Linked DNA regions of Homo sapiens: region 2 is linked to region 1. Evidence: read pairs that join two places in POLR2A ChIA-PET (ENCODE). Cell type or tissue: PC-9. All regions are shown on one strand. Links, peaks and the distances in the headings refer to the core of each region. The heading gives the core; the rest is flanking DNA.

Region 1 (16,090 bases), core at 5,448-10,447:
TCCCCGCACCAAGCTCAAGCATCCCAGGTTGACTTCAGACTGCTGTGCTGGCAGTGAGAATTTCAAGCCAGTGGATCTTAGCTTGCTAGGCTCCGTGGGGGTGGTATCCACTGAGCAAGACCACTTGGCTCACTGGCTTTAGCCCCCTTTCCAGGGGAATGAACGGTTCTGTCTTGCTGGCATTCCAGGTGCCACTGGGGTATGAAAAAAAACTCCTGCAGCTAGCTTGGTATCTGCCCAAATGGCTGCCCAGCTTTGTGCTTGAAACCCAGGGCCCTGGTGGTGTAGGCACCCAAGGGAACCTCCTGGTCTGCAGGTTGCGAAGACTATGGGAAAAGCATAGTATCTGGGCCAGATAGCACTTACAGCACAGTCCCTCACAGCTTCCCTTGGCTAGGGGAGGTAGTTCCCTGACACCTTGCTCTTCCCAGGTGAGGTGACGCCCCACCCTGCTTCTGCTCACCCTCCGTGGGCTGTACCCACTGTCTAACCAGTCCCAGTGAGATGAACCGGGTACCTCAGTTGGAAATGCAGAAATCGCTCACCTTCTGCGTTGGTCTTGCTGGGAGCTGCAGACTGGATCTCTTCCTATTTGACTATCTTGCCAGCCCTCCCCCGGTAAATAGTTCTTTACCTCACTATTCCCCTCATCTTTTCTTGGGTCTAGGATCTACAAGGAAGCTACAAACATATCCCCTCTACTGTTGGCATTAACCATGAAAAAGGATTGAGGATGACTACATGGCCAAGGTCTGGAATTTCTTCTAGGGTATATCACTCTGCTTATTTTGGAGGAGGTTATATTTCTCCCATAATCTATTTTACACCCTCTCCTTTGTAGATACAATAGGGTATTTATTTTCATTGTATTAATGCATTCAGTTTACATATGCTTAAATTTAAACAACTTCAACTTTAATGGAGAATGATCATGGTGAGGTAGTGTTTTCCATAATTCATCTTTTGTTTTCAACAAAAATAGCAAAAACAAACAAACAAAAAAAAAAACCCTCATTTCCAAACATTTACTGAAATAACTCTTTGCACAGGATTCTATTTGAACAAACCAATTCCTTTTGGACTTCGACAGGTGATAATGTTGTGAAGAAACAATTGTGTATGTCAGTGCATATCTCTGCAAAAGGCAATATGCTACAAGCTGCAGAGTATTCAAGGATGTTTGCTGCCTTGATGACCTTCGAATCTTGTAATGGAGAAGAGATAATACAAAAACAAAACACAAAGCAGAGGGAGGTAAATGACATAAGGAAGATATATGTAAAGAACTTTGGGAGTTCCAAGGAAGATGAACCTCAAATTCCAAGCCTCACTCACAGAAGCTTATTTAGAAAGTTTGCAATGTGGCCCAAAATCTGTAATGCATTTCAGAGCATCTGAGGCAGGTGGTCCTCAGACCACCCTTTGGGAAACACTGATCTAGTAGTCTTTTAACAAAGATAGCTTTTATGGGGCAGGGAAGAGTATCTTTTTATGACTCAGTTGCAGAACACTATCTTGAAGTAATTTTTAATGTTATCCAGAACACAGCACTTATATACCATGACAGAAAAACTGTTGCCATACCTTAAAAATTACTTGTAGGTCCAAAATCTCTTATCTGAAAACTTTTTGGACAGATATGTGTCAGAATTCAAAATTTTTCTTAAAAAGTTCCTAAACAATTAATCTTTAATAAAAATGTTAAATTACATTCTTCTATCAGCATGAAAAATCTTCAGGATCCATAACCTCTCTCTAATCTTCCCAGTACAACCCTACCCAAGCACTGCTTCCAAGACCATCCATGTTTTTCTGAAAAGATGTAGAAATTTAAGTTTAGTTATCAAATTTTCTTTATATTATACTTCTATTTATATTGACATTAAGCACTCCAGGCCTAGGCAACAAAGCAAGACTCCATCTCGAAAGAAAGAAGACTGGGCATGGTGACTCATGCTTGTAATCTCAGCAATTTAGGAGGCCAAGGCGGGCAGAGTACCTAAGGTCAGGAGTTTGAGACCGGCCTGGCCAACATGGGGTGAAACCCTATCTCTACTACAAATACAAAATTTGCCAGGCATGGTGGTGCACTCCTGTAATCCCAGCTACTTGGGAGACTGAGACAGGAGAATCGCTTGAACTTGGGGGGCGGAGGTTGCAGTGAGCCGAGATGGTGCCACTGTACAACAGGCTGGGCAACAAGAGTGAAACTCCATCTCAAAAAAAAAAAAAGAAAGAAGCCCCAATTTTTTAGATACAGTGATATATTTTTGCTCACTACTGCTTCTTTTCTTCCATGTGTTACCTCTCTTTATTCTTCCTGGAGCACATTCTTTCTTAATTTTTTATAAAATAATTACGGATGATAAATTTTATGGAAAATGTTTCTTCCTCAATCATCCGTAAATACTGCTTTAGATTAAAGAAGAACTGTGGACCAGAATTCCCACAGAAATTTGAGGACATATTCCTTCTCCCTCTTGCATACTGTACTTTAAATGAGTTACAGATCAATTTGATTCTATCTCCTTTGTACTTTTTTATTCTCTCTGAGTAACATAGGATATTCATTTTGTACTTAAAATTTTACTAGGCATTTGTAGGTGTTTTCACTATTTTTATAGGTATTTTTAATTATTTTTCTGGCTTACCATTTAGTAGACAAACCTTCTAATCTGAATGTTCAAGGCTTTTCCCAAGGCAGGAAGATTTTTCTATTCTTTGATTCTTTCTTTCTTTCATTCTACTCCTAAAGCTGAGACATTAGAGCACCAGGGATCTATCCTCTGAGTCTCTTATCTTTTCTCTAACATCTTTCATTTTTTATCTTTTACACATTCTGCACAAATAAGGTAGATTGACATTCCACTTTACTAATTCTGTCTTCAGCAGTGTCCTTCCTGCTACTCAGCCCTTCATCGAGTATAATTTTGTGTTTCAGCAATTATGTCTTTAATTTACAAAATTCCTGAGTGCTTATTTTTCACAATAGCCTTCTTTTCCTTGATAGCATGTCTTGCCAAGTTCATCTAAAGTTACTGTCTATATTTTTCATCTATTCTCCGTATTGACTCTACGTCCATGAAGATTAGTTGTATTTGTTGAGTTTAGAGCCTCTTTCATGCAATCAGTTTTCTCATGAGTAACTCTTTCTCTTAACTACAACTATTTCTGAGTTTGGGAATATTCCAAGGCTCTTGTTGTAGTATTCACTTTTTTTCTCATAGGAAGTTGAGAGTTGCTCAGCTCTCATGGGTTTTGTCATCAATCTTTTCCCTCTTGGATCTTCCAGAAATCCCTGAGGGTTTTTGAAGTATGGTGGCATATCTTCAGGCCTGCACAATACACAAGTATAGGTTTATGGTTGTATATGATTCTTGCTTCTATTTATATTGACGTCAAGCACTCCAGGCCTGGACAACAAAACAATAATAGAAAATTATTTTGTTTTCTATTTGGTTATTGCTTCTTGCATATATTTGGTCTGAAGTCCCACAAGGGGGAGAAGTGAGCATCCAGAAAGGACCCTTTGATTCTTGGCAGTAATGCCATCATTACAGCATACAAAATCCCTCCTTCCCAAAGCCCATACATATTGACTACCAGTGAGGGTCATGTGGATATCTACATAAGAATGAGTATTGGGGGCAAAGTATCACATAGGGAAGAATGAGGTCCTTGGTGCACCTGTGACAGCTGATACTGTAACTCAAATTAATATTAGTTTTTAGGAAAAGAGAGACTTTGGAGCCAGAAAATGCTCATCTCAAAACGGAACTTCCATATATAAATGTTTTAGGTCTGGCAAGAGGAGTAATTTTTAAAGAATTTTTCACCAGAGCTTTTTTTCCCCTTTATTGTATTTCTCAGGCAGGATGGTGGGCCAGTATTTTAATCTGTAAAAGTCATTTCATTCCTAAGAACTTGAGAACACTAATGTGTAAAATATTTGGAATTTAAATTCTCAGTACACTAGAATGTTAGTTCCAAATCTAGTTTCTCTTTTTGCTGTTTTGAAGAGAAGTCAAGGAAAAGAAAATCACTGTGGAATTCAGCTTTGGATTCAAGTGGCTTGTCCCTAGGTCCTGAAATTTACCACCTGGCCCCTCCCCATCATGGTCTCCACCAGCATATGGTCTCGTGCCGGTTCTAACTTGTTCATTTCATAAGCTCAAATCTTAGATGTGAGTCCAGTCTGTGGGATCAATTGTGGTGGGCTGGAGCTAGGGGTTGGCATAAGGGTGATCTTGTTTTAAATAATGAATATGTAAAGAGAATTGGAAACCCATATATTAGTCAGGTTGATGTAGAGGAAAAAACTCAGTGTCATTCTTAAAAATTCAAGAGCTGAAGAGGAAATTTAAAAGCTTGTGCCCAAACACTGTGCCTCCAGGATGCAGGTTTGCTTCAAACCCCAAAATGGAATGTGATCATCTCATGAAACAGGTGTTCGTCATACAGTCAAGACAGGCAGAATCTGAAACATGTCTTCTATTTTCTCTCTCTTGTTTTCTTTGTCTACCCACCTTTCCCAAGAAAACATTGAGTGTCTGCTATGTTCTTTGACTGCCAACAGCAAGGCGGTCTCGATTATACCATCTGCTGAAATCTAGAGGAATAACTTTGCTTGGAAGCAAACTGCTGTCATGACTCCTTATTTGCTTTATTTTGTGGGCATAGGCTAACCCACTGATGTTCTTGCATGTTCTGCTGATCCTTATGAGTGTCAGAAAACCAGAGTGGTGAGACAAATGGGTTTGGATTAGTCCTGTTTTAGAGGTGTTTGAGGGAGCTCCACCCATCCCAGCGGAAGATGTTCCAGGCCACAGCTTCTGAAAAAGGAATTGAAACTCCATCTGAGTTTAGCAACTCCAGCTGAGAGCAAAGAAAATAAGAAGTGAGGATGGTGAGAATAAGAGACCATAATTTCTTTTAGATTTTAATTTCAACCAAAGGAGATAGATTCTGTTTCTCAGCTTTAATTTCTCTCTAGTGAATTAAATGGGAGAATGTTCATATTGTTTCAAGTTTGGGGCATTCTTTATTGCATTACTTAGGCTTGTGGAATAAACTCCAGTGAGCCAGTCTGAACATCATGATTGTGCACAGGAAATAGAAAATAGAATAGGAGTGAATTTTTTCCCTTAAATAATCTGCAACCTTTAAGTTAACTTAATATACTGTTGTGACTCACTTCAGGGACTTCTGGGGGCAATAGTTAAACAGATTCTAGGAGGGTTCTAAGGGATAAGAGACGACATAATATAATGTCATCTAGTGGGTAGAAGCCAGGTATAATATTGGGGAAATTTCTCCAAGTCTGGTGGAACCAAGCTACTTTACAATACTGTAGGGCTCTGACCAACTGATCCTGTTTGCCTGGGACTTTTTCCTTTTTTTTTTTTTTTTTTTTTTTGAGATGGAGTCTCGCTCTGTCTCCAGGCTGGAGTACAGTGACGCGGTCTTGGCTCACTGCAACCTCCGTCTCCTGGGTTCAAGAGATTCTCCTACCTCAAACTCCCAAGTAGCTGGGATTACAGGCATGCGGCACCACGCCCAGCTAATTTTTGTACTTTTTTAGTAGAGATGGGGTTTCACCATGTTGGCCAGGCTGGTCTTAAACTCCTGACCTCGTGATCCACCCACCTCGGTTTCTCAAAGTGCTGGGATTACAGGCATGAGCCACCACGCCCAGCCGCCTGGGACTTTCTTAATTTTAGTGTCCCAGGAACCCTCACCCTATCCCTGTATGAGTGGAGGATATCCCACTGTCCATGGACCTTAATCTGTTTGCCATCCCTGGGGGATGAGAGGCAATAGGAAATGAAGATGAACGTGGAGGGGACTCTTTAGCTATCTCTGCCCACCTGTTCCCTCAGAAGGATAAAGGGAGGGGTTTTTTCATGGTCTTCTTCTTCAAATTTTTTTATTTTTATTTTTTTTAGAGAGAGAGAGAGAGACAGGGTCTTGCTCTGTCACCCAGGCTGGAGTGCAGTGACACCATAAGAGCTCACTGCAGGCTCAACCTCCTAGGCTCAAGGGATCCTCCCACCTCAGCCTACTGGGTAGCTAGGACTATAGGCATGAGCCACCGTGCCTAGCCAAGAATAGAGATTTTAGTCAACATGGTAAGACCCCCTGGGCTTTCATCAAGTGGTGTTTTGTTTTGTTTTGTTTTGTTTTGTTTTGTTTTGTTTTGTTTTTGAGATGGAGTCTTGCTCTGTCACCCAGGCTGGAGGCTGGAGTGCAGTGCTGCAATCTTGGCTCACTGCAACCTCCACCTCCCAGGTTCAAACAATTCTCCCGATTCTCCTGCCTCAGCCTCCCAAGTAGCTGGGATTATAGGCGTGCACCATCATGCCAGCTAATTTTTATATTTTTAGTAGACACAGGGTTTCGCCATATTGGCAAGGCTGGTCTCGAACTCCTGACCTCAAGTCATCTGCCCGCCATGGCCCTCCCAAAGTGCTGGGATTATAAGCATGAGCCACTGTGCCCGGCCATCATCAAGGGTCTTTTTACTTGTGGGTAGAAGTACTGCATTCTAAAACTATGCACCCACAAAGGAACTATTCTCTTGCTTTCCTGCCTCAGAACAAAGTGGAATCTACTTCCCAGAGACCCGCCAACCATTCTGTTCTCCTCTAGTTTCGCGGGGGGATTTTGGCCCCCAGGGGACATTTGTCAACGTCTAGAGATATTTTAGGTTATCACAACTGGGAGAGGTGGGTGTGCTACTGTCATTTAGTGGGTAGAAGCTAGGTATGCTGCTGAAAATCCTACACAGAACAGGTCAGTACTTCCCCACCTACCCCAACAAAGAATTATCTGCTCCAAAATGTCATTAGTGCCAATTGTGAAACACTGCTCTTCGCTTTTTTCTATGCCATGAGAATATGTATGTAAGTGAACCGGGGTATGGGCCATACTTCCTTTGCAAATACACTTGAGTGTGTTGCTTACATGTGAGGAAGCAGGAAGTCTCACTTAGGTTTCCAGGTCTTAGCCATGATTTTGAACATAGGTTTTGGGAAAGCCTTGCATTGTCTATTCTGTGTAATGATTTAAGAAGGAATAATAGGTTTCCCTTTTGCTGGTTATTCTTCATATTTGGTTCCCTCTTGTTATGATATCCCAAATCTCATATTGAATTGTACCTCCCATAATTCCCATGTGTCCTGGGAGGGACTGGGTGGGAGATAATTGAATCATGGTTGTGGTTTCCCCCATACTGTTCTTGTGGTAGTAAGTCTCACGAGATCTGATGGTTTTATAAGAGGAAACCCCTTTTGCTTGGTTCTTATTCTCTCTTGCCTTCTGCCCTGTAAGATGTACCTTTTGCCTTCTGCCATGATTGAGAGGCCTCCCCAGCCGCATAGAGCTGTGAGTCCATTAAACCTCTTTTTGTTTATAAATTACCCAGTCTCAGGTATGCTTTTATCGGTAGTGTGAAAACAGACTAATACACCTCCATTGGGAATTCTGTAGGGAAGAGTGATGAATATCAAGCTATGACATGGGTATTCCTTGTTCCTGGGCTATAGTACCATCATAATATCATGAATACTTTGCCTCCAGCCATAGCTCCTCCTCTATCCATGTAGCATCAACCTTTCTCTCTATGCAGAGTCTTTCCTACGAGTGGGAAAACATGCTCGTATTTCCTCCAACTGTTTAGCAAATAAAAAAAAATTAAAAACACAATAAAAAGCCCCTTTTCTTGATCTCACATCCTTATTCTCTTCTTCATATAATAGTGAAGCTTTTTAAAGTTAGTTGAGAAATGGCAAATTTAACACAGCCAACAAGTGTTCCATTAATATGTGGTAGTTGATGAGGTGAGCCCATGCTCAGACACAGACCAGATATGTGGCCACAAGCAAAGCATAGGTTATTGCTTTCATGCAGCCCACCCTTAGTAAATATTGCTAAGGATGAATAAAAAAATTAAGCATTGAATCACCTTTCAAAGCTCTTGCTAAAATCTGGACATGAAAACATTAAGAAAGTAAGGAAAATTCAAAAGTTCAGGATCTTCTGGGTTGGGAACAGATACTTCCAACTCTGGAAGCCAGATTCTCACCTTCCCTGGTTCCCTTACAACTAGAACACAAACATTGACCTACAGCTCAGCAATCAAGTGCTCGGAGTCAGACTTTGACTCAGTAACTAGCAACACAAAGAGTCAGGAAATCAGCGACTGTGCATAGTCAATTATCGGGATTGATCCTGGGAGAGCCCCCTCCACCTTCCAGAGGCAGTAGTGATGTTTTCTTTAGCCAGGTCAAAGGTCCAGAAGGGGTGATGAGACTACCACTGGCTAAGTTTCTTATCCAGTAGTGGGGGCAGTGTGGACTATGTGGGATCACTTCTGTGGACTTTGGATGTTTCTTGCTACGTAGCCTCTAGATCTGCTTCTTCAGCTTTCCTGGATATGAAGAAAGCTTCCAAATATCATTTAATACATTAGTTTCTGACTCAATTGCCCAAAATGTGTTTCTATTGTTTGCCACTAAGAACTCTAATTGGTACCCCGCTGAGGCTCCTTAGCCAAGTGGCAACCAAATGTGGTATAAATATGACACTGTCAGGCCCTGTTGCAAAAAGGGCAGTCAAGCTAATTGTTGAATAGCAACACCATATTTGATTAATTCCATTTCATCCCTGATTTTTCCTTCTCTGTTCACTTCTTCCCTATTGTGGTTGCTGTATCTGTTAGAATAAGAGTGGTATCACTCTTTTTTTTTTTTTGGATCTTAGGGTGAAATTTCTTCTTGTCCCTTAAGCTATACCTAAGCCTTGGGCACACAGTAATAGATGAATAAAAAGAAAAGAAAAAAAGGCAAAAGTAATAGGAAAATAAAGGAGAAATGATAAGAAATATGGATGTAAACTGCTCAGATTTCAATATTCTATGTCAGGAGTCTACAAGCATTTATTGTAAAGGATTAGTAAAGGGTTGCTATAAATATTTTTGGCTTTGTGGGCCATAGGTTTTTGTCACAATGATTCAACTCTACCATTGTAACATACAAGCAGCCATAGATAACACACAAACAGATAGGTACTGTTGTAAATAAAACTTTATTCACAAAAGCAAGTGGTAAGCTAGATTTGGCCCCCTGATCATTGTTTGTTGACCCTTGCTCAATGACATGGTAGGTGCTAGGTTTTCTTTTCTGTTTATATTTAGGGTGAATACTCTTATATTCATTCATTCATTCATTCATTCATTCATTCATTCATTCTGGAATCACTTCTTGAACACCTATTTTGTCCCACTGTCCAAGATTTCTATAACTGAAGGAGCTCACACTCTGGGATGGATCAGGTGGCAGTAGTGCCATGTCGGTGCCCTGTCCATGTTCCCTCAAGCTTAACTCTTCAGTGCATGCAGACCCAACTTCCTACTGCCAGCATCTTCATTTCTTTGCCTGGGAAATTTCTCTGGCCATGATTGTATACAGTTGTATTCCTCAAAATATTCCAGTGTACTTCTCTTGAAGGTGGATGGGCTCTGTGACTATTTTGAGCAACGGCATATACAACAGTGAGTCCATGTATTATTTGGTCCCAGGCTGGAAAGCGTTAGCAGCCCATATTTCCCATTTTGGGGAACATTTGCTCTTAGAGTCTAGCCACCATATTGTAAAAAGCCCAAGCAGTAGCATCGAAAGACCCATGTGGAAAGGACTGAGTATCAACTTGCTAGCTTTGAGAATAAACCATTTGGGAAGTGGATCCTCAAGCCCTAGTCAAACCATACCAGTTAAAGCTGTGTATGAATAACAAGAGTAAATTATCCCCACTGAGCCCAACCCAACCTGCAGATTCATGAGCAACATGTATGCATAAAATGTAGTTGCTTTAAGCCTGTAAATTTTGAAAGGGTTTTAATGCAGTAAAACCCAGGACACTCACCCTAGCCTACAAGTAGTTATTATTATCAGCCTTTAACAGATGAAGGATAGGAAGTTTAGAGAAAATAAGCACACCTTGTTCCAAGTTCTTCACAACTAGTAAATTACAGATTAATTTACTAGTTAATTATTTCAAACTCAGGTCTTTCCGACCCCAAAGCTCAGACTCTTTACCTTGTTGCCTGTCTAAGCCAGAAACTAAACTGAAAAGAAATTAAATAAGATCAAATGAAAGAAAAGGAGGTAATATGAGTCAAGTCAAGGTGATGATAGGTGCTTGCCAAGCCAAAGCTGTCTGGTGCCACTTTTTTGGGAAATGTTCCAGAATGTTGCTATCCCCATACTTCAGTCCTGCCTGTGTTAACTCTATGCCCCCATTTTTAAACTGCTGTCCTAACACTTATCACATACTTTATTGTCCATCTCCATACTTGGGTAAAGCTCTTCTAGATATCTTACATCTATCACTATTCCTGGCCTCATTGCAGATATTCAATAAATATTTTGGGGATGCATTAATGAATTCTGGAATAGATTGTGGGGCACAAAGAACCTTATCAATTAGACTAGAGACACAACTATTAGACTTGTGCTGTCTATAACCTGGAGAACAATGCAAAGATGTTTAAAGAGTTCACAAGCTCTCCCACTCCATTCGTCCCCACCCATACCTGCCTCCCCAGGGTAATCCATGTTAATAATCTGGTTGCATCTCTCCACACCTTTCTTCACAGTCATATAAATTTATACAAACACACTGTATGATTTGGAGGGTTGTTTATTATTCGAATGTTGCGTTACTTTCTATTTCTCTGAAACTTGTAAGCTGGATAAAAAGCACAGGTTCTAGAGTCAAATTGATTGGGCTTAAATTCTGGGTCCTTGTTTACTAGCTCTGGTATCTTTGGCAAATTATTTAACCATCTTTGTACTCAGGTTTCTTATCTATAAAGTAAAATGGGGGAAATAATTGTTCTCACCTTATAAAACTGTAAAATGCACAACACTGCCATCAATAGGTAAGGATCTAACTCTTCTAAAATAGCTGCATAATATTCCACAGAATAGAAGTACCAACATTCATTTGACCATTCCTAATCATGGCCATTGGTTATTTGGTTATTTCCAGTCTTGTTACTATTATAAACTTTGCTTCAGTAAACATTATTGGACTTAAATCTTAGTGCTTTTATTTCCATAGAATAGATTATTCAAAGTAGGATTGCTGTTTCAATTTAATTGAACAGATTTATACTTGGCACAGGGAGAAGTATATCTCAGGGAGAGTGATATGGTTTGGCTGTGTCCCCACCCAAATCTCAAGTTGAATTGTAGCTCCCATAATTCCCACTTGTGGGAGGGACCCAGTGGGAGATAACTGAATCATGGGGACAGTTTCCCCGATATTGTACTTATGGTAGTGAACAAGCCTCACGAGATCTAATGGTTTTATAAGGGCTTTCTGCTTTCACTTGGCTCTCGTTCTCTCTTGTCTGCTGCCATGAAAGATGTGCTTTTGCCTTCTGCCATGATTGTGAGGCCTCCCCAGCCACGTGGAACTATGAGTCCATTAAACCTCTTTTTCTTTATAAATTACCCAGTATCAGGTATGTCTTTATCAGCAGCATGAGAACAGACTGTTCGAGGAGCGTTCGAGGAGTGTGGTCAGAGACTGGGCAGTCATTGTCCACAGAAATCACATGAATTGCTATGAGTCATATATCCATCTGACTTTTGGCTTGAAGTTCATGTAAGTTCCTTTGGTCTAGGATTCATGAGAACTTTGTCTTTTTTTGGGGTAGATTTATTTTAATCACCACGCAGTTGAGAGTATTGAAGAAATGCTCAAAAACAAAATCACACTGGAGCCACCAGTTTCTCTAGCTTAGTAAAGTGGCTGTAAAAAATTTAAAACTCAGAATGAAATCATAAGCCAATCCCCTACAAATTGGGTATACCACATTACTTTAGATCTCTTGTTTTATGTGACTCAGTTTATAACTGATCTTCCACTTGGGAACCTATTGGTAATTCAAACAACTCTCAATGAAAACGTGTGCTGCCTAATACAAGATCTGTGTCCAGTGATTCTTCAGCAGAATAGGCTCTCTTTTTTTCTAAATTGGGTTCTTTTCCTTCTGTATTTTTCATTTCCCCTTTCCTTTGTACTTAGATGTCTGACCCTTGGTAGGTTCACGGTACCAACACTGAGACTTAGAAATAGATTATTTTCAAATTGCCATTTCTTTACCACACAAGAAGCTTTTCTGATTTCTTGGGCGTTAAGCACTTCCAAACGTCCGGAGACAGAATATGCAATATTCCTTGACATGTTCCTGCTTATCACTGAGCTTCCCTCCTAAATATTTTTTGGAAATACTTATTGCTCCCCCTCTGTGGGACAAAATTGATCTGGCTTCTTTCTGCTACTTTCTAATGGAAATGAATAACAATATGCCTCCCAAAATAAATAGGCCTCAGTCATCCAGGAACACAAAAAAAGCACTCAACCATACAAAGGTATTTGAATCTGTACTCAGCAGCAATTTTTTGCCGGTGTACAAATAAAACAAAGAGGCCAAGCCCAGAGTCCTGACTTACTCCTGGCTGCCTTTTGTCAAACTGAAACTGAGGACATGGGACCACACATACAAGAAGTATGAGGGAAAATGAGGGATTCTAATACACTGGTTTACTTTACTATTTTCTATGAGAGACTTCTTTCATAGAAATATTCTTTAGTAGAGAGGCCATTTGGCATTATGGAAAGTGACTGGACACTGGCATCCAGAAGAAATATTCTTTAGTATTCTAATACTAAATACTCTTTAGTATTCTAATACTAAATACTCTCTGGTATTCTAATACTAAATACTCTCTGGTATTCTAATACTAAATACTCTCTGGTATTCTAATACTAAATACTATTTAGTATTCTAACAAACTGGTTTACTTTAGTATTTTCTGTGAGAGACTTCAACAACAACCATATGGCTTTCAGAAGCTTGTCAGAGCCCTAAAATGGAGAACTGGTATTAATTGCAGGCATGTGCCACCACGCCCAGCTAATTTTTGTATTTTTTGTAGAGGCAGGGTTTCACCATATTGGCCAGGCAGGATTACAAGCGTGAGGCACCGTGCCTGGCCGTCTTTCTTTTCTTTCTTTCTTGTTTGTTTGTTTGTTTTTTGTTTTTTGTTTTTTGTCTAAACCTCTTCTTTCCTTGACCTCCTTTGTATTCTTACTCTGACTTCAGGCTCTCCCCACATTCCCTTTACTTTTTTTTTTTTAACCTGCTTATTCTCACTTCTGGTTTCTGGTCTTCAAGGCAGAAGGGAGGGAAGTTGGGAGGCTGCCCAGGCCTCTTCCCACAGCCTGATGCGTGCCTACTGAGCACAGCTCTTGAAAAGTTCTTTAGATTAGGTCTCTTTCCAGGATGTCTTTGCCTCAGCCCAATTGTCCAAATTGTAAATGGACTTAGCAGCCCTTTTGAAATAAAGACAAATGGGCCACTTAAAACTTCTCTAATTTCTTGTGAAAAGACAAACTCTTACTTATGCCAATTTGTTTCTTCTTCTCTTTTCTAATTTCCCTGCTTTTCAAGGCCACTTTGTACAGATGTAAAGAGGAGGTGGCATTCTATAAGCAGGAAGAATAAAATGTACATAATGAAAGTCCATACTGGCTTTCCAAAAGGGTTACATAAAAGCAAAACAAAACAGAAAGTTAAAATAAAAGGAAGGACAAAGTTATTTTGTTAGGTAAAGACTAACAAAAAACAAATGTGTTACAATATTTAGTTAAACATATAAAAATTAAAAAGCAAAGAATTGAACTAAGAAGGGTTCATTGAGAAAAAGTAGGATCCTCCAAGAAGATAAAAGTTACAAACCTTCATGCCCCAAGTGACATAGAGCCAAAATACATAAAGGAAATACTGTTAGGAATGCTTTGAGAAAACGAAAAAGGGAGGACAAATGTGCAATTGTAGCAAACTGTAACATATCTGTCAGAATTGATCTGCTGAGTGCAGTGGCTCAGACCTGTAATTACAGCACTTTGGGAGGCCGAGGTAGGCAGATCCCCTGAGGTCAGGAGTTCAAGACCAGCCTGGTCAACATGGTGAAACCTCATCTCTACTAAAAATACAAAAATTAGCTGGGCATGGTGGCGCATGCCTGTAGTGTCAGCTACTCTACTCGGTAGGCTGAGGCAAGAGAATCGCTTCAACCAGGAGGCAGAGGTCGCAGTGAGCCGAGGTTGTGCAACTGCACTCCAGCCTGGGTGACAGAGTGAGACTCAATCTAAAAAAAAAAAAAAAAAGAAAAGAAAATTGATATACCAGTTTCAAGTTCTCAAAATTTAAATAAGAATATAAGACATTGCAAATTAAAATATCCAATTAGTAAGAATGATTTAACAGCTATATTCTTAACTATGTTCTCAATGAACAGAAAATTATGTTTTTGTTTTTTTTGCCTTTCAGCCAGAACCACCATCTTCCAGTAATTCGCCAAAATGACGAACTTCATGCGCATCCATGTGAAGAGACCACCAAACAGGCTTTGTGTGAGCAATAAAGCTTTTTAACCACCTGGGTGCAGGCGGGCTGAGTCCAAAAAGAGAGTCAGAGAAGGGAGATAGGGGTGGGGCCGTTTTATAAGATTTGGGTAGGTAAAGGAAAATTACAGTCAAAGGGGTATTGTTCTCTGGCGGGCAGGAGTGGGGGTCACAAGGTGCTCAGTCGGGGAGCTTTTGAGCCAGGATGAGCCAGGAGAAGGAATTTCACAAGATAATGTCATCAGTTAAGGCAGGAATAGGCCATTTTCATTTCTTTTTTGGTGGAATGTCATCTGTTAAGGCAGGAACCGGCCATCTGGATGTGTATGTGCCGGTCACAGGGGATATGATGGCTTAGCTTGGGCTCAGAGGCCTGACATTCCTGCCTTCTTATATTAATAAGAAAAATAAAACAAAATAGTGGTAAAGTGTTTGGATGGCGAAAATTTTGGGGGATGGTTTGGAGAGATAATGGGCGATGTTTCTCAGGGCTGCTTCGAGTGGGATTAGGGGTGGCGTGGGAACCGAGAGTGGGAGAGATTAAGCTGAAGGAAGATTTTGTGGAAAGGGGTGATATTGTCGGACTGTTAGAAGAAACATTTGTCATTTAGAATTATTGGTGATGGCCTGGATACGGTTTTGTATGAATTGAAAAACTAAACGGAATAAGAGAAGGAGGAAAACAGGTATTAAAGGTCTAAGAATTGGGAGGACCCAGGACATCTAATTAGAGAGTGCCTAAGGATATTCAGCATAGTCCTGCCAGCAAAGATTATTCATTTACTTCAAGAGTTAAGAGTGGCAGTTTGGGGATAGCACCAGGAGATATCAGCTGTAATGGCTTGGAGAAACAGTGTAAACTGACGGTGTAAACAAGAGCATGTATGAGTAGTTGAGAATGGTGAATAGGAGTATGACTAGACAGAAGATAGTAGGGATGACAAGTGTTTTGGGGCACAGTCCAAGTTGGTCTGGTGTCTGAAATGAGACTGGGGCCTAATAAAAAGGAGCGTCTATACAGGATCTCAAATGGGCTGTACCTTGTAGCAGTCCGAGGACAGGCCTGAATTCTGAGAAGGGAAAGTGGTAAAAGTATTGTCCAGTCCTTTTTAAGTTGGTGGCTGAGCTTGGTGAGGTGTGTTTTTAAAAGACCATTAGTCTGTTCTACCTTTCCTGAAGACTGAGGACTGTAAGGGATATAAAGGTTTCACTGAATACTAAGAGCCTGAAAAAATGCTTGGCTGATTTGACTAATAAAGGCTGGTCTGCTATCGGACTGTATAGAGGTGGGAAGGCCAAACCAAGGAATTATGTCTGACAGAAGGGAAGAAATGACTGTGGTGGCCTTCTTACACCCTGTGGGAAAGGCCTCTACCTATCCAGTGAAAGTGTCTACCTAGACCAAGAGGTATTTTAGTTTCCTGACTCGGGGCATGTTGAGTAAAACTAATTTGCCAGTCCTGGGTGGGGCAAATCCTCGAGCTTGATGTGTAGGGAAGGGAGGGGGCCTGAATAATCCCTGAGAAGTAATAGAATAGCAAATTTGCCAGTCCTGGGTCGGGGCAAATCCCTGAGCTTGATGTGTAGGGAAGGGAGGGGGCCTGAATAATCC
Region 2 (16,090 bases), core at 11,011-16,010, 58 kb before region 1:
GCAGGTTTGTCATTTTGCATTTCTTTTAAAATTAATTCCACATTTAAAAAATCAAGTGTATTACTTATAATTACACAGTAAATATGACTTCAGAAAGCTATAAAAATTGCTCAAGTTCCTCAGCAAAACACCATTAAAGTCATGGAGGGACGAATGTCATAGGGAGAAAGTAACTAACCCAGCATCTTTAAGGAGATCCAAGAAAGCATGAAACTTCTGAAAAGAATTCTCAATGCTGCCCAAAACACCTTCATCATCCAGGATCATATTTGTCAATGACTGTGCATGAAGGGCTTCAGACAAAGAGAAATTTATATTTCTTAACTGGGCATTTTCATGTTCCAGCTATAAAAGAAGATTGAAAATGTGTGACATGATTTTCTCTCATTATCACCAAAATAGTTTTTATGAAACTAAAATAAAACATTTTAAAAATGTAATTAATTTGCAGTTAATCTAACTCTCTACCAGTAAAGACAGACCATATTAAATAACAATCAAAACCTGGAGATAACTGACAAAACCTCCTACATAAATAATATAAATAGTATTTCATTAATTATCTTTCAAAAAGATCACATTTCTAACAGCTTAAATACATACCTGGATCATTCTATATTTAAAAATTAGCTGTTTAAGGTTTCCCTTAAATTAGACAATGAAATAAAGAGTAAGCATTTTACAATTTGGCTGTTAAGGACTAATTTTTGCCAGTAAAATACTTAATATATAAATTTAAAAGTCCTAAATCATACCCAATTTACTAACTGTACAATTACCAATATTGCCCCTTTGCTTCTTGAAAATATGTACTCTCCTGTACACCAAATCTATTTATCTAATACTACACATAAGTCTAACTCTAGTATTTCTCAGAAAGGCCACTGTGTTCACAAAGCACCTTTTGCCTTATACAATCAGGTGCTCAACCTTTATTGAATGATTAACTGTCTTTCAAACCAATGCATATACTTTCAAAAATTCCTCCTTAAACTTGCTTTGTAATAATAAATTATAGTTATGTAGAACTTTCTAGTTTATGCCCTGCTCTTATGCACATTCACCTAATTTAGTCCTCATGGTATAGATTTTTATCTTTCATTGCATTCTTACCGGTTTTCCATTATCTTTTACCTTATTTATTCATTTTCCTAATTCCCCTTCAGTAGATAGTCTCATCCCCATCTTTTACGCAATTGTATATACAGTATAAGCCTAATAAATGCATTCTTGAATTGATGCATCATGAACAGAAAATAAGCTCCAGTCATATAAAAACAGAGGAAAAGAAAACAAACTACAATTTTTACATTTTTAAAAAACATGCTTTTTGGAATACAGATCACACGGTCACCAAATATAAGTAAATACAAACATTAACATACTGTGACCATTTGCAATACACTATATTTTCTCATTTTAAAGTTTATAAAGTGTGTGTATGTATGACTTAAAGTTAAACCAAAACCAAAACAAAAAACTCTCAAAAGGTAAGAAAACTTTTATTTACCTCACTGACTCGTTTATCAACCTTAAGCCTTATCACTCTTTCTTCCTTTAACTGCTTTAGGCACTCCTCCAGTTTTTCCTAGTATTAAGTAATAAAGTAAATATTATAATTAATTCCCAATATGATCCCCAAAACTCTTCCAGCTGTTGAGCTCACCAAGTGTTTAGGGACAGAGCCAGAAGTGAACTCAGATATCAGGATTATAGCCTACTGCTTGTATAATATCATACCATGCTAGGGAAATTAATTACCAAAAACATCAGATTCGCACATTACAGATTTATTTCCACTCTTTCCAAAATAAATTTATGACAGCTCACCATAGAAGGCATACACATATATTTATTGAGTCAAATAAAAATTAAGGCTATGAAAAAGAAATTCTATTCTTATTTGTGGATCCCTTATAATAGGAAGCCCTATTAACACACTTAACACACCTGAATTATGTAACAGCAAATTAAAAGTCAAGTAACCAATTAAAAGGGACAGGGCTCTTTCTGGTAAAGATTGAAATACAAAAGGAATTAGACATGATGGAGATTCTCCAATTCCTCCAGAGTGTTGAGGGAAGGAACTCTACCATACACTTACATTAGAAAAGGAAATTGGTGCCACTTTCTGGAGTAATCTTTAGTAAATACTACCAATTCAATGTCTGGGAATTTACCTTAAGGAAATCACCAAACATGTGGACAAAGATTTATCTACCAACATAATGTCACAGGACTGTTTACAACTAAAAGCCTCCAAATTGTGATTGGTAAAAAAAAAAAAAAAAATAGCACATCCCTATGATGAAATGCTCTATGGAGCCACTAAAAACAATGATATGGGTCTTAACCAGAGTTAATGAATGGTCGTTTTTCTTGGGAGATGGTCCATAAGCTAAGTAAGATTCTCTGATGTGGAAGAGCATTCAATGATGTGACAAAATATTTTGATATCTTTTTAAGATAAAAGGGCAAATTACAAAATATCCAGGTGTGTGTACCATGCAGAGGTGGTTTTTATTTCCCTCAATGTTTTTCACGATTTTCAAAAATTTTCTCAAAGGGCATATATTTTTATACTCAGAACACATTTGAAAAATCAGTAAATGCCCTAATAACTACAAATTCTTTAATGTTTCATTATCAGTTAAAGCCAACCAAGTTTTTATGGGAAAAAGGAAAAAGAAATTGCAAAATTCCTCTACTTATTATTTATATAATGGTTTTAATATTTAGAACTGTTATCAAAGAACTTCTAACCAAACATGGAAATAAGCAAAAAACTTATCACAATTGGAGAAAGAAGAATAAAATCCTCCATTCCTAACTAGTTCTAAAAATCACATCAAAGCACAATTACATGAAATTGTTTCTCCCTCTAGTGGAGGAAGTGAGAACATAATGTTACATATTTATGAAAGTTCCCTCCTCATTACTCCTTTAAAGAGTAATTCATGCTCCTTAAAGAAAATAAGGAAATATGAAATGAAACAATTAGAAAGTAAAATCACTTAACATTCCACTACTTAAAAACGACTAATGATAAAGTGTTGTAGTAATTTTCCTCCCTGACAGCTGCTCCCCTTTCTCCCTTCTACCCATGGAAAAGTTTATATTTTTTCTGGAACACAACCCCAGAAATATCAAATGTTATCCTGTACAACAACCCTTGAATATCAAGGGCTTGAAGTATGCAGGCCCATTATATGCAGATTTTTTTCAACCAAATGCAGATCAAAAATACAGTATTCTGGCTGAGCACGGTGGCTCATGCCTGTAATCCCAGCACTTTGGGAGGCCGAGGCAGGCAGATCACAAGGTCAGGAAATTGAGGCCAACATGGTGAAACCCCGTCTCTACTAAAAATATAAAAATTAGCTGGGTGTGGTGGTGCGCACCTGTAATCCCAGCTACTCGGGAGGCGGAGGCAGGAGAATCACTTGAACCCGGGAGGCAGAGGTTGCAGTGAGCTGAGATTGCGCCACTGCACTCCAGCCTGGCAACAGAGCGAGACTCCATCTCAAAACAAACAAACAAACAAAAACAAGTATTCTCCAACGCAAAAGTTCATAAGGAGGACTGACTTTTTATATACCCTGGTTCCACAGGTCAACTGTGGGGCCTGAGCATGCCTGCATGGATTTGGGTATATGCTGGAGGATGGGGTCATGGAATAACCCGAGTATGCTGAGGGAAGACTGTATATCCAATTTTATGTTAGACATTCTTCCATTTAACACTGAATCAGAGAACTCATAACTCTGACTTTTTTTTTTTTTTTTTTTGAGATGGAGTCTCGCTCTGTCGCCTAGGCTGGAGTACAGTGGCCTGATCTCGGCTCACTGCAAGCTCCACCTCCCAGGTTCACACCATTCTCCTGCTTCAGCCTCCTGAGTAGCTGGGACTACAGGTGTCCGCCACCACGCACAGCTAATTTTTTGTATTTTTAGTAGAGACAGGGTTTCACCATGTTAGCCAGGATGGTCTCGATCTCCTGAACTCATGATCCACCTGCCTTGGCCTCCCAAAGTGCTGGGATTACAGGCGTGAGCCACCGCACCTGGCCAACTTTGACTTTTTTAGTGGGCTAAATAAAATATTCTACTGAGCCAGCTTACTGGTTCATGTAATCATTCCTTTATGGCTAACAAGACTGTTTCCAACTTTCAACATTATAAGATAAAATAACCACTTTTAAGCATGAAGGTTTTGTTCTCCCATATTTAGAATAATTTTCTTGCAATAAATAAAAAAGGAATTTTAGGTCAAAGCAAATAAACATTTTTAAGGCTCTGCAATACTTACATCCAAATTGCTTTCCAAAAGATTTCTAAGATTTTATACTGCTACTGGCAATGAAACAGTCTATCACTTGGATATATCACCTCTACTCTGTTGACTTACCTTCCCACTTAAAGTGCAAGATATTCAAGAGAAGGAAGTATATTTTATTAAGTGTTTATCCCCAGCATTTATGTGTACCACAAAGCAGACAACCAATAAATAATTGCTGAATAAAGAAAATCCCTGCCAATATAAGATTTATGTGTGTGTTAAAGACAGAATGTGTGTTTTTCTCTAATAGATAAAAGGTTACTGTCTTCCTTAAATGTGCACTGTCTTCCTTAAATGTGCATTTCTTTGCTTACTAATTAGTACTTAAATTTCTCTTTTAGGTTATTTTTTGGAAATTCAGATTCTCTGAGGCAAAGTTCTGGCCCTACCCATCAGCTGTATAACCTTGGGCAAGTTCAGTAACTCTAGGTCTTAATTTCCTCATCTATAAAATGGAGATAAATTCATGTATCATAGGGCTCTTGAAAGGAGTAAATTAACACACATATAAAACTGAGAAGAGTGCCTGGTGTACAAAATATGATCAACGCAAAATGAATAAACATACGAACAGAATTAGTAGAGAAGAGCTTAAAATGAAAGTTAATCTCCTCCTCACTCACACATCCAGCTTCCCAGAGGCAACCATTTCTTTAAGCAGGTTTTTTAAATCACAAAATATGCTATACATACTGAAAAGTGCATAAAACACACTATCAGGGAATACTCATGTAACCATATACCCAAGTTTGCAAGTACAACTAGCTAGCATCTCTGAAATCCCCCATATCTTCTACTCATCACAAGCCCCTCTCCTTCTCCCAGAATTAAACACCGTCCTCATTTTCCTAATGATCATTTCCTTTATATGCATGCATCCCTAACAATCTAGTTTTGCCTACTTCTAACTTTATGCAAAGGGAATCATAGTGAATGCACACTTCTGCATCTTCTTTCTTTCAACATTGTTCTTACAATTCATCTGTTGTTGCCTGTAGCTCTTGTTCATTCAATTTTATTACTTTTATAGTTTTCTCAGTGTACAAATGCAATCTAATTTTTAATTCTTAATGGACATCGGGTTGTTTTCAGGTTGGACTATTACAAATAATGCACGTGGACCCTTTTGCACCTGTTTTTCTGGTGCATATACCCTCAGATGACTTGTTGGGTCCCAACGTATTTATATACTTTCCATTGATAGACAATGCTAAACGCTTTCCAAAGTAGGTGTGCTCACTTATACTTCCGGTGTAAGCAGGGTGGAAGATTCTTATTACACTCCAGATCTACAATACCTGCCACTATAAAATTTTATTTTTTGCCAATCTGATAGGAGTGTAGTTGCATCTCATACTGATTTCAGTTCATTTTTCTCTGATTACCTATATGGCTGAACACTTTTCCATACTTATGGGCTACTTGGATTTTTTTGTGTGTGAGGTTTAAGTCAACCATTCTTCTTTTTAATCCTTCTCTAGTTCTAAATAACGTATTAGGTAACTACATGACCGGATTTTAGACATTATTTACTAACTTCCTGCTTTACTAAGTAAGAGTTTGGTTCATTCTTACTTATTTACTTACTTATAGCCACTCCTCTCAATAAAGTTGTTATCACCATTAGTTTTTCCATTGGTCATGATCTCTTCAACTTCTAGTGATATACATTACTTAAAAATTTAAATTGTTTATCAACTCTAAATTCTCTCAATGCCCTGCTTTGTAAAATAGGGACATGTATACTTTTGTCCCTTCTTTCCACCTGTGTCCACCTTCCAAACTTAGCTTTTACACTGTTAAAGTTAATATTTATATTCTGTTCTATATGCAGAGCTGTTTGTTTTTTGAGAGACAGATAGATCAGTGTTTAAGAGAACAGGCAGAAAGCTTAAGCTCAAATCCCTGATCCAACTCTAAATTTAAGTACAGCTTGGGCTTACTTAAATTTAGCTTCTTTTCTGAAAAGTAGGACTAATAGTAACACCTACCACAGGTTATTCTGAGGATCAAATGAATTAATATAAGCAAAACACTTAGAACAGTGTCCAATACGTGCTAAATCTGATACAAGCTAGTTATTTTTGCTATCACATGCAAATTGATAATCAAAGCTACAGACCACGGCAGTATTTCCATTACTACGATTAAATTAATACTGCCTACTGCAGAGTTATATTGTAACTCTTGTGTATATACAGGTTACACCGCCTTCTATACAGTTTCAGTGCCACAGCCCTTGTATAGAGTGACCGCCTATCTTAAGTTGCCCTGGACTGTTCCAGTTTACAACCCTTGTCTTGATGTTAGTGTTAACAGCACCTGCTTACACTATTGAAAAGTGTTCTGGTTTGTACAACAAATTAGATAGGTGGTCACCGACTGCTGTGCCACTGAAAAGGGCGGACAAGCTCAAGTGGATTTTTTTCCCTTTTGTACATCAGTGGTAGCTCAAAAATCTGCCATAGTTTAATTTGTTTTATGTTCATGCCAACAGAACTTTCTCCTCTGGAGTTTGATTCCCTCCTTCCCTCTTTTCTCCTCTCTCTTTCCCCCTCCCTCATTCTAACAGTGCCTAATACATAGTAACATGCTTCAAGGATTTTTTAAGCTCTCAGTCACACAACCAATGGAAGCCTCTCAAATCCAGACCCGCTGCTCTCCACACTGAAACCACTGATCCCTGATATCCTATTATCTTCCTTCTTGGTTTATACCCTCATTTTGCGGGACTATGTTTTCAAATAACAAGAAAAAGTATAGCGCAGGAGGTCCAAAATGTCCTATTCAGCCCCCACTTAGATTGACAGTTTGGCTGGATGGGAATCTCCAGGTTGTCAATTATTTTAAAACTTTGGAGGTATCTTTCTAATTCCAGGATCCATGGTAGCTGATGAGAAGTATAATAAAGTCTGGTTTTTATGGTTTTTAAGTGACCGGTATTTTTCTCTTGGGATTTCTTTCTTTCCTCAGTATCTTGAAATTTTACAGTGAAGACTGTCTACTTACATGTGTCTATCTAAGGTAAACTTTCTTATAGTTTTTTTTTTTGTAATTTCCTTCCATCCATTTTTTTCTGTCCTCTGAGATTTCTTACAGTAACATGTTAGACCTCCTAGATGCAACCTCACTAGCATATGATTTCTGTTGTATTTTCCATTCCTGCCTTTCTGTTCTATCTACTGAGAAATTTCCTTAATTCCTACTGAATTTATTTCAACCATTATAATTTCCAAGAGACCACCCTTGCTTTCTGCTATTCCTTTTTAAACAACACCCTATTTCTTTTTTACAGGCACTGTATCTTTCTTTTGTACTTGTGCTTAACAAACCTAAGGATGTTAAGTAGAGTTTTTTTCTTAAAGTATTTTTGTTCTTTTAATCAGCTCTGGTCCTATCAGGACATATTTTTCATCTTTTATTTTCCCTGTCAAGTTGTGAGTTTTACTCAACTCTCAGGTGAACCATGGTTATTTTCTATTTAAGAATAAGGCTACTTGGGAGGCTGAGGCAGGAGAATGGCGTGAACCCGGAAGGCGGAGCTTGCAGTGAGCCGAGATCCCGCCACTGCATTCCAGCCTGGGCGACAGAGCGAGACTCCATCTCAAAAAAAAAAAAAAAAAAAAAAAAAATAAGGGAGCAGAGGATCACTGGGAGCTGATGACTAGCTTCTGTTATGCATGAAGAAGTGGGTAGCCAGTATGGCAGGATATTCTCAGCTACCCTTTTCTAGGGTGCAAAATCCACACTATCTACCCTAGTTCTCCCCAGTTACTTTACTGTTTTTCAAAGCCAAATGATCTCATTTCAGGAGAGTGAAGGTAAGGCTAGGAGTCAACTCTTCCATATACAAACTGTCAAGGAGCTCCCTCCATGTTAGTCACATTTCTAGCTCCCTTCCTTTTTCCTATATGCATATCTGTGTATGGAGCTGTTTCTGGAGTTAGATTAGATACCCTCTGAGCTGTAGGCTTCCCCTGTGTATATTCTAGGCGATGGTTTTCCTCTGTTCTACTGCATCGGTTTCATACTCATTTCCATCTGTCATCTCTATTTCAAAAATATGTTGAAATCTCTTCAATTATCTTGATTATTGTAGGCTTACGTATGTTAGAAATTTTGATAATATCGTTTTATGGAGTTCTTAAAATAGAAAAGAGCTAAGAGAATTCTCAGTGCATCTTGAATCAGAAATTCCCAAGTTGTATTTCCTAACCTTCTTGGTCTCCCCAATGGCTATAATCACTTTTAGAATAAAATTTCCTAATCCCCTGGTGAAGAAAATAAATACAACACATTTAAAACAATAATGAACATGAATCAGACATTCTAGGATTTTGTTTTTCCTCTGGAACTTAGTAATAAACCACTTAGGTGCTACAAACAAAAGGTGCTCATTTATAATAGGGACAATTCTACATTATCTATAGATTTTTCCCTCTAATATTCTATCATTTTTGTAATTATCTTAAAATTTCTCTATATAAATATCACTAATTTTAATTTAAAAAATGAAAATCAGGCTTCATTTTTTGAAAATCAAAAAGTGATTTCCATAGTCACATAAAAATAAGATAACTGCCCTTCCACCATGTGAGGACATGGTGAAAAGCCATCTATGAACCAGAAAGCAGGCCCTCGCCAGACACCAAATCTGCCTGAGCCTTGATCTTGGACTCTCCTGCCTCCAGAACTGTGAGACATACATTCCTGTTGTTTATAAGCTACATGTAAGTATATAAAAAAAGGATAATTACTTCTATATTTGTAAGTTTCATATAAAAGAAAATTGTATTAATTTTTAAAAATTAATTGTGGACTTCCTAGCACACACAAAAAGATAAGGCCTCCCAAAGAGCCCTGAATCAGCTGGTTACATTCATTCAGTGCTTAATTTCTTTGAGTTTATCTTATGATTATTAAGGCCTTCCCTAAATCTAATTAATATTCTATGATTCTAAGGAAAGGAAAATATATTACTGATGACATGTTTCAATTTTTATTTCTTAGAGTGCAGACGTCCTCCCTTTTACCTTGTTCTAAGATAAAGAACCATTCAAGGGATATGAGATAGAAGGAAGGCGAAAACAGAATTCCCATGCAAGCTGTCCAGTTCATAATCAAGCTTTCACCAAAAACTAACTAGAGTTTGAAATGATCTTCTCCATATCTTTAAAGTGATAGCTTTGTACCTGTAATGCTTCTTGTTCTATACTAGTTTTCTCAGGCACTTCATGAACACTCTCTGAAGAATCATCAACCTCTTCAACTTCAGAGGATGAAGGACTCTCTACTGTCACAGTCACAGGAAAACCTGGTTGCTTAAAAAAAGAGGACAAGATTGTATAATAATATAAACCGAATACCAAATACTAAAGGACATCTAATCAAAGTGATCTTTCTGAAGTGTTAAGTCATTCTCTATAAATGTCTATCACTACTCCTTAGTCTAACACAATCAATAACAAAGTAAAAAGACACTAACTTATTCTTGCTATGTCACTGAAATAATTCTCTCATATAAGGTTTATAATTAATACTGGAATCGCCCATATTTTTTTTTTCTTTTTTACATAAAATCTTTCCGAAAATAACCCATATTATTTTATTACACTTTTTTCACATAAACCAAGCAAGGAGGCAGGATAAACATTTTTTCTCAGATCAACTGCAGATGAGAAATTTATTCTCTACCATCACACACAGAGTCTTAAAGACAGGACGATTTTTAGGAGAAAAAATTCATCCGTGGAGGCCTCACAAAGAATTGGAAGAATAATTTAAATTGTGAATAATAAACACTAGAATGGCCTGTAATCCCAGCACTATGGGAGGCCAAGGCAGGAGTACTGCTTAAGGTCAGAAGTTCGAGACCAGCCTGAGCAACATAGCAAGACCCTGTCTCTACAAAATAAAAACTAGAATTAAAAAAAAAATTAACCAAATACATGCACACAACTAAAACTGAGACATCAAAAACCTCATCTTTTCCTCATTCTTAAGCCAAAACTACTGTAATAACAACGCAATTCTCCTGTCAAGTTTCAATGCCACTGGAATGTTGTCCAATACGTTTCCAAATATTTCAAAATTGACTGTGTCACAATCCCATAAAAAGTCCACAGATCAAAAAGAAAAGTGCCGGGATACATAACTGTACAGAAGAGAAGTCATGAGAATGCAGTATCAACTACAAGCATAAATCCTGCAGTACCTGAAAATCCTAGACGGTAGAATGAGATGCACGCCCCTACTTTTGGCTATGCGAGGGGCAGTACGGACACACAGGTGCTCCTTCATCTCAGTAGTGCTATCTTTTACAGAGAAATTACGGTCTCTAAAAACAACTGAAAAGGAAAATCTGATACTCTGACAGAATTCACTTGCTCTAATACCATGATGCAGAATGACAGGGAATGTGTTTGATCCTGACAAGGGAGAAAGAAAAGCTCTGAGAAAGCAGAGGCTTTAGGACTGGTTGCTTTGTTTTAGCTTTAGAATCTGGAAATATATATATACATATAAAATATGTATCCCCCAAGAACATTTCTTTTAAACTTAAGGACATTCTTGACTATGATAGCTCCATGTGTCGGGTGAGAAATGGTGGTCAAATTTGTTTTGCTGGAGGCAACAGCTGATTTGTGGACCCAGAGAAATGACTTCCTGTCTACACAGATGAAACCACAAGGCCTCCATTGTGTGACATATCCACACGCCTATACTGTGGCACCGGGAGAACCCAGAAAATTTTTAAAGAATTTACTTCAGGGAGGGAAATGTTTCTTACGACTCTATTCAATTTAAAGAGCACAGAGAATGATCTTCCACCCTTCCCATTCCAATCCCCTACATATTATAAACATGGTAACTACGTACCTGCAACTGATTACATATATCACGTGTTTTGATTAATGGGAAACCCCTAAAAAGATATCGATAAATTAAGTTATATTTTGATGTAAATACACCACCAGTTAACACTAGGTAATAACACTTGCTAGTATTATGTATACTATCCATACATAACTGTGCATAGAGATAAATCACTTCCAAATAAGGGCCTGGAAAGCTCTGCTATGGAGAAAATTGAACAATTTAGCAGAACGGCTTTGGGATAAGACTCTGAAGATGCAGGTACTTCTTATGTTTAGGATGGTTCAGATTTCTAATCTAACTTCTTTAACTGGTGATATTAATTGTTCTCTAATTCACAACTCCTTGTGACCAAGATGGGACTTGAAATTAGTAAGTATCTCAAGAAGATATGAAACTGTGAAGTTATTAAATGGAAGTGTAAAGACTGGGGCCTCAGCACTATAGTTTATGCAATAATAATTCACATTACCAGTTGTGAAATAAGTATAGTCATCAGTTGCCTAACAAAGATTATACATATTCAATTTAATCTGAGCAATTGAACAGATATTTTACATAGCACCTATTTCCAGTCCTATTTAAATTCAATCCTCTTTGTTTTCTTAAGCAATTGTTAATCTCCAATTTCTTGAATACTAAAAGTCAGTCATTCGAAAATAATTTATAGTAATCTAATTCATTTATTAAGCATAAAATTATAGTACAACATTTTTAAAAGACTTTTCTGACAAAAATTACTATGAATAGCTATCACCTAGGTAACTGGCTAAAACTAGTTATATCTGGTTTGATTCACTAAAATGAGTTAGGCCAGTTGGCTGAGTTAGATTAAGTCTAATCAACACTTCCTATCATTTTGCATTGAACAATTTCCTATGCTTTACAATGCCCTTTCCCCAGTCTTAAATATCCAAATTCCTATTTCTGCCCTATAGGACTTGGTTTAACTGCACATACTTTAAATGAAACCTTTTCTCACCTGCACAATTGGAGATAATTTCAGTTTCCTCTGGACTCCCACAGGGATACAGCTTGCTGTGACACTTAATAACTTGAAACCCTACTTAGGATTATTTTTTGTTTTTCTTCCTTAAAGGATTCATGAGGCAGAAGCCACATGAGTCATTTTTACCCTACAGACATAAGCAGAGAACTCTCACATAATAGAAGCTCCAAAATAAAGAATTTTGAATCCCATTTTTATCCTAAAAGATAGGAAATAAAAATACCCTACCTGTGTCTTTTTGCACGTTCTGCAGTACGCCACGGCAAGAAACCAGACACACCAGGTGGAAGAGGTGCGGGCGCATAATATTCTTTACCAAGGGAGTGTTTTCTGCCACTACTTACAGGTTTCTTTGTAGCCAATCCTACTTGAGAAGTGTTAAAAAGAAAGAATCAAGATGCACTAAAGGTCTACAGATGAATAGGCACATGTGCATACTCTTAAAAGAATACAAATGGGCACCTGACAATGACACCAAGTCCATTAAATCAGGATCAATTTGTAAATACCTTTTTACACAGGCCAGTAATAAATATAAGAATAAATATATTTTTAATATACTTAAATATAAGTAATAAATATATAAAAATATAAGTTGTCTAGAGTAACAAGTTATCACTTTAACTAAAATATAAGTTGAATATATGAGACATGCAGAGCACGCAAAGGTAAATAAAACATGTAACCCAAAGAATGAAAGATTATACGTGATACATTTCATTATGCATTATGCAGAAATTTTAAGTTATTAAATCTCAGAATATTTTTGGCATTCCTGAATCTCAAGGACAGAACATAGATACACCCATGACTCCTACCAAACAGAACCTTCTGAATTGGAAAAAAATTTCAATTTGAGATTAATTTTATCATGTAAAAGGTATTCAAGTTGTAAGACTAAAGGTAGCTGGATTAATTTTATCATGTAAAAACTATCCAAGTTGTAAGACTGAAGGTAGCTGGGTAGTAGGTGAGCCAATGTTGCCGCCTATAAGTCTGTCCACCTTCAGTGTTCATTTGCTTTTACAGAACACAAAGAAAACAAATGAAACCTACTGGATAATAGAACGAAGTATAAAGTCTTATCCTACATTTCAGTTTAAAGAGTCAAGTTTTTTTAAAGAAATATTTGGTAGTAAAAGCTAGACCTACCTATTAATATTAATAAAATTCACACTTAAATATATAATTGTTTCTGATATCACTGAGAACAAATAATATAACTTTATTAAAACGGTTATATTTATCCTTCCAATCTATTTTACTACGTAAGATCTACTTTAGCAGCTTTAGGACAGCATCTACAAGAACATGTATTTGGTAATACAGGACAAATATTTCCCGTGGTGTAACTTATTGATAATTACCACATTGTGCTGTGCAATTTCTCTGGACAAATTTATACACGTCTTATAAATATATAGGAGCTCAGTTCATTGTGTGCTGTTTTTAATTATCCTAAAAAAAAGTTACTGTGTATTGTTTGTAGTATGTGTAGAAAGTAATGCAAATATAAATTTTTTTTTTCTTTGGAGACAAGAGTCTCGCTCTGTCGCCCAGGCTGGAGTGCAGTGGCACAATCTTAGCTCACTGCAACCTCCGCCTCCCAGGTCCAAGCAATTCTTCTGCCTTAGCCTTTCGAGGAGCTTGGATTACAGGTGCACGCCGCCACGCCCGGCTAATTTTTTGTATTTTAGTAGAGACAGGGTTTTACTGTGTTGCCCAGGCTGGTCTCCAACTCCTGAGCTCAGGCAATCCACCCGCCTCGGCCTCCCAAAGTGCTGGGATTACAGGCGTGAGCCACCGTGCCCGGCCGCAAATATAAATTTTAATTAAAACCAAACTAATTTACTTATCTTGTTAGATGAAAAAAATTATAAAGTTTCCTATCTTCTGTCTGCACACGTAATTGCAATATGAATGTGACATAATTTACATAAATTATATAACCCCTATACTCACTGACACCTAACTATTAAATATAAAGCCAGACACTGATTTGGCTTACCTCTGTGTCTCCAAATTACTGAGGCAAATACAAAAAAAGCCCAAGAAATAAAGTTACTCTTAAAATAGCTCAGTGAGCTTGTAAACTTCAGTCACATTTCCAATTTCTTTAATCATGCTAAGAAAAAAGATTTTTGTTTTTTATTCTCATTCAATGATGTCCAATTATATACCACTAGCTACTAAAATTATAGAATTTCTAATGTTTTATATTTTATGTTAAATTGTTTTATATCTTAGCCATTTTTAAGTGTACAGTTCAGTGATATTAAGTCAAGTGATATCCTTCAAAAATTTAAAGTAGCATCCAAATAAAAGATTATCTGGTGTTAATTGTTTGGTGATCTTAATGTACAGGGTATGAACTAAAGTCACCACAAACCTTTTTCTGGGAAACTGGCAGATTATAAACATAAAAACATTAATTTTTTTCTCTGTAGTAGTCTTCATGGTTTTACTGTTTCAAAATTCAAAGTTACTTACAAGAAAAGGTCACTTTCACATTAGATTTGGCTTAACTTATTCCACTGTCACTCATTCTTATCAGTAAAAAAAGGCTACTTATGACTAAAGATAATGTGTTCTACAAAAGTTAAAGACTCTTTAAAAAAAAAAAGAAAATATCAGTAGAACTAGATTATACCAAATTTATGTATTCAGGAGAATGTAAAATTTATGCCATTAGCTGATAAACAGTTTATAAAGTCTTTTTTCATTATTCTTGGTCACAAAATTATAGACAATTTCAAAATTCTAGACTATTATTTGGCAGATTAAATAAACCATAAATAGCAAACATTTAGGGAATGTTTGTCTAAAATGTTCCATCTCTGGGTAATAAACTTACCTGCAGTATTGTTTTATAAGGATTACATATATTTTAAGGTTATTTCATCATTGAAAGAAGCAAGGTGCTACCTAATTCAACAACTTTGGGTAAGAATTTGCAAGGAAGGAGGAGGAAACAAGGGAAAAAAAATGGAACTGGGAAGAAATTTTGTTTTCTATCGTATGAAAGGATAATTCTTCATTAACAACAAAATCATACAAAAGCACTGCTAAAACTGTCATCAAAGTGCATCCCAAATTTCAATTGCAAAGTATCAAAAGTAATCATGAATCAGAAAACATATCCAAAATGATGAATATTGTATGAAAAACAAATAAGGGTAATTTTTTAAATGGAAGCACTAGCATCCCTTTCCTAATGATTCATTTACTATTTCTACATTCCATAAATTCTCATAATCTTATCAGAACAATTACAGACCTCATAATATGCACGGAGTCAATATTGGTTGTTACTGTCAATATCATACAATGAGAAGAGATTTTAATTTTAACACACTAGAACACTAGTAGCATTAAAAAGCCAAGACAGAAAAGGTTACCAATTCTAATAGTAGCTTTTCCTTTGTGACCACTTCCTAGAATTATAGTTCTCCTTTTCTGTTTAGCAGTTTTGGATGGTTCCTTCACTGATGGAGAAGTTATCCACTGGTACTAAAAGAGACAGAATAAACACTATATTTCAGTTACAGATCATTTATGAGGGCTACATCTTAAATGGAAATTGTTAAGATACTCTATGTTAATAAAAGGTTTGCAATCAGCAGTTCTGGGACCCAAAATTAAAGAATCATACGGTATTTACAAAAACAGAAAAGACATTTGATTTGACTGTAAATTTAAGATGGCAGAAAAGTGCCTTAATAGTTTCATTTTATTAAAAACAGACGAAAAGCTGGGCACAACGATATATACCTACAGTCCTAGCTACCTAGGAAGCTGGGAAGGGGGAAGATCACTGGAGCTCAGAAGTTTGAGGCCAGGCTGGGCAGTACAGTGAGATCCCAGAAG

What was found. ChIA-PET counts read pairs that join two places held together with the same protein. Peaks named below come from ENCODE experiments on the same cell type or tissue, not always from the same donor. Only the 100,000 strongest peaks of a DNase experiment are listed, where the experiment ranks them.
Region 2: POLR2A ChIA-PET joins it to region 1 with 9 read pairs; 3 of 35 experiments call an interaction of 5 or more read pairs at or near these places.

Annotation. Positions count from the first base shown.
Region 1 is chr9:78,185,176-78,201,265 of GRCh38, reverse strand. No RefSeq gene overlaps it. Among named protein-coding and RNA genes, the nearest start is that of CEP78, 43 kb to the left of the region's middle. In PC-9, for the core only: no CTCF peak of the experiment used is centred there; no DNase peak of the experiment used is centred there.
Region 2 is chr9:78,248,405-78,264,494 of GRCh38, reverse strand. CEP78 (centrosomal protein 78) reads right to left here. Exons shown (of 17, transcript NM_001330691.3): 8 at 15,622-15,733; 9 at 12,452-12,587; 10 at 11,218-11,263; 11 at 9,531-9,659; 12 at 1,511-1,588; 13 at 179-345. Among named protein-coding and RNA genes, the nearest start is that of CEP78, 20 kb to the right of the region's middle. In PC-9, for the core only: no CTCF peak of the experiment used is centred there; no DNase peak of the experiment used is centred there; H3K27ac peaks cover 502 bases.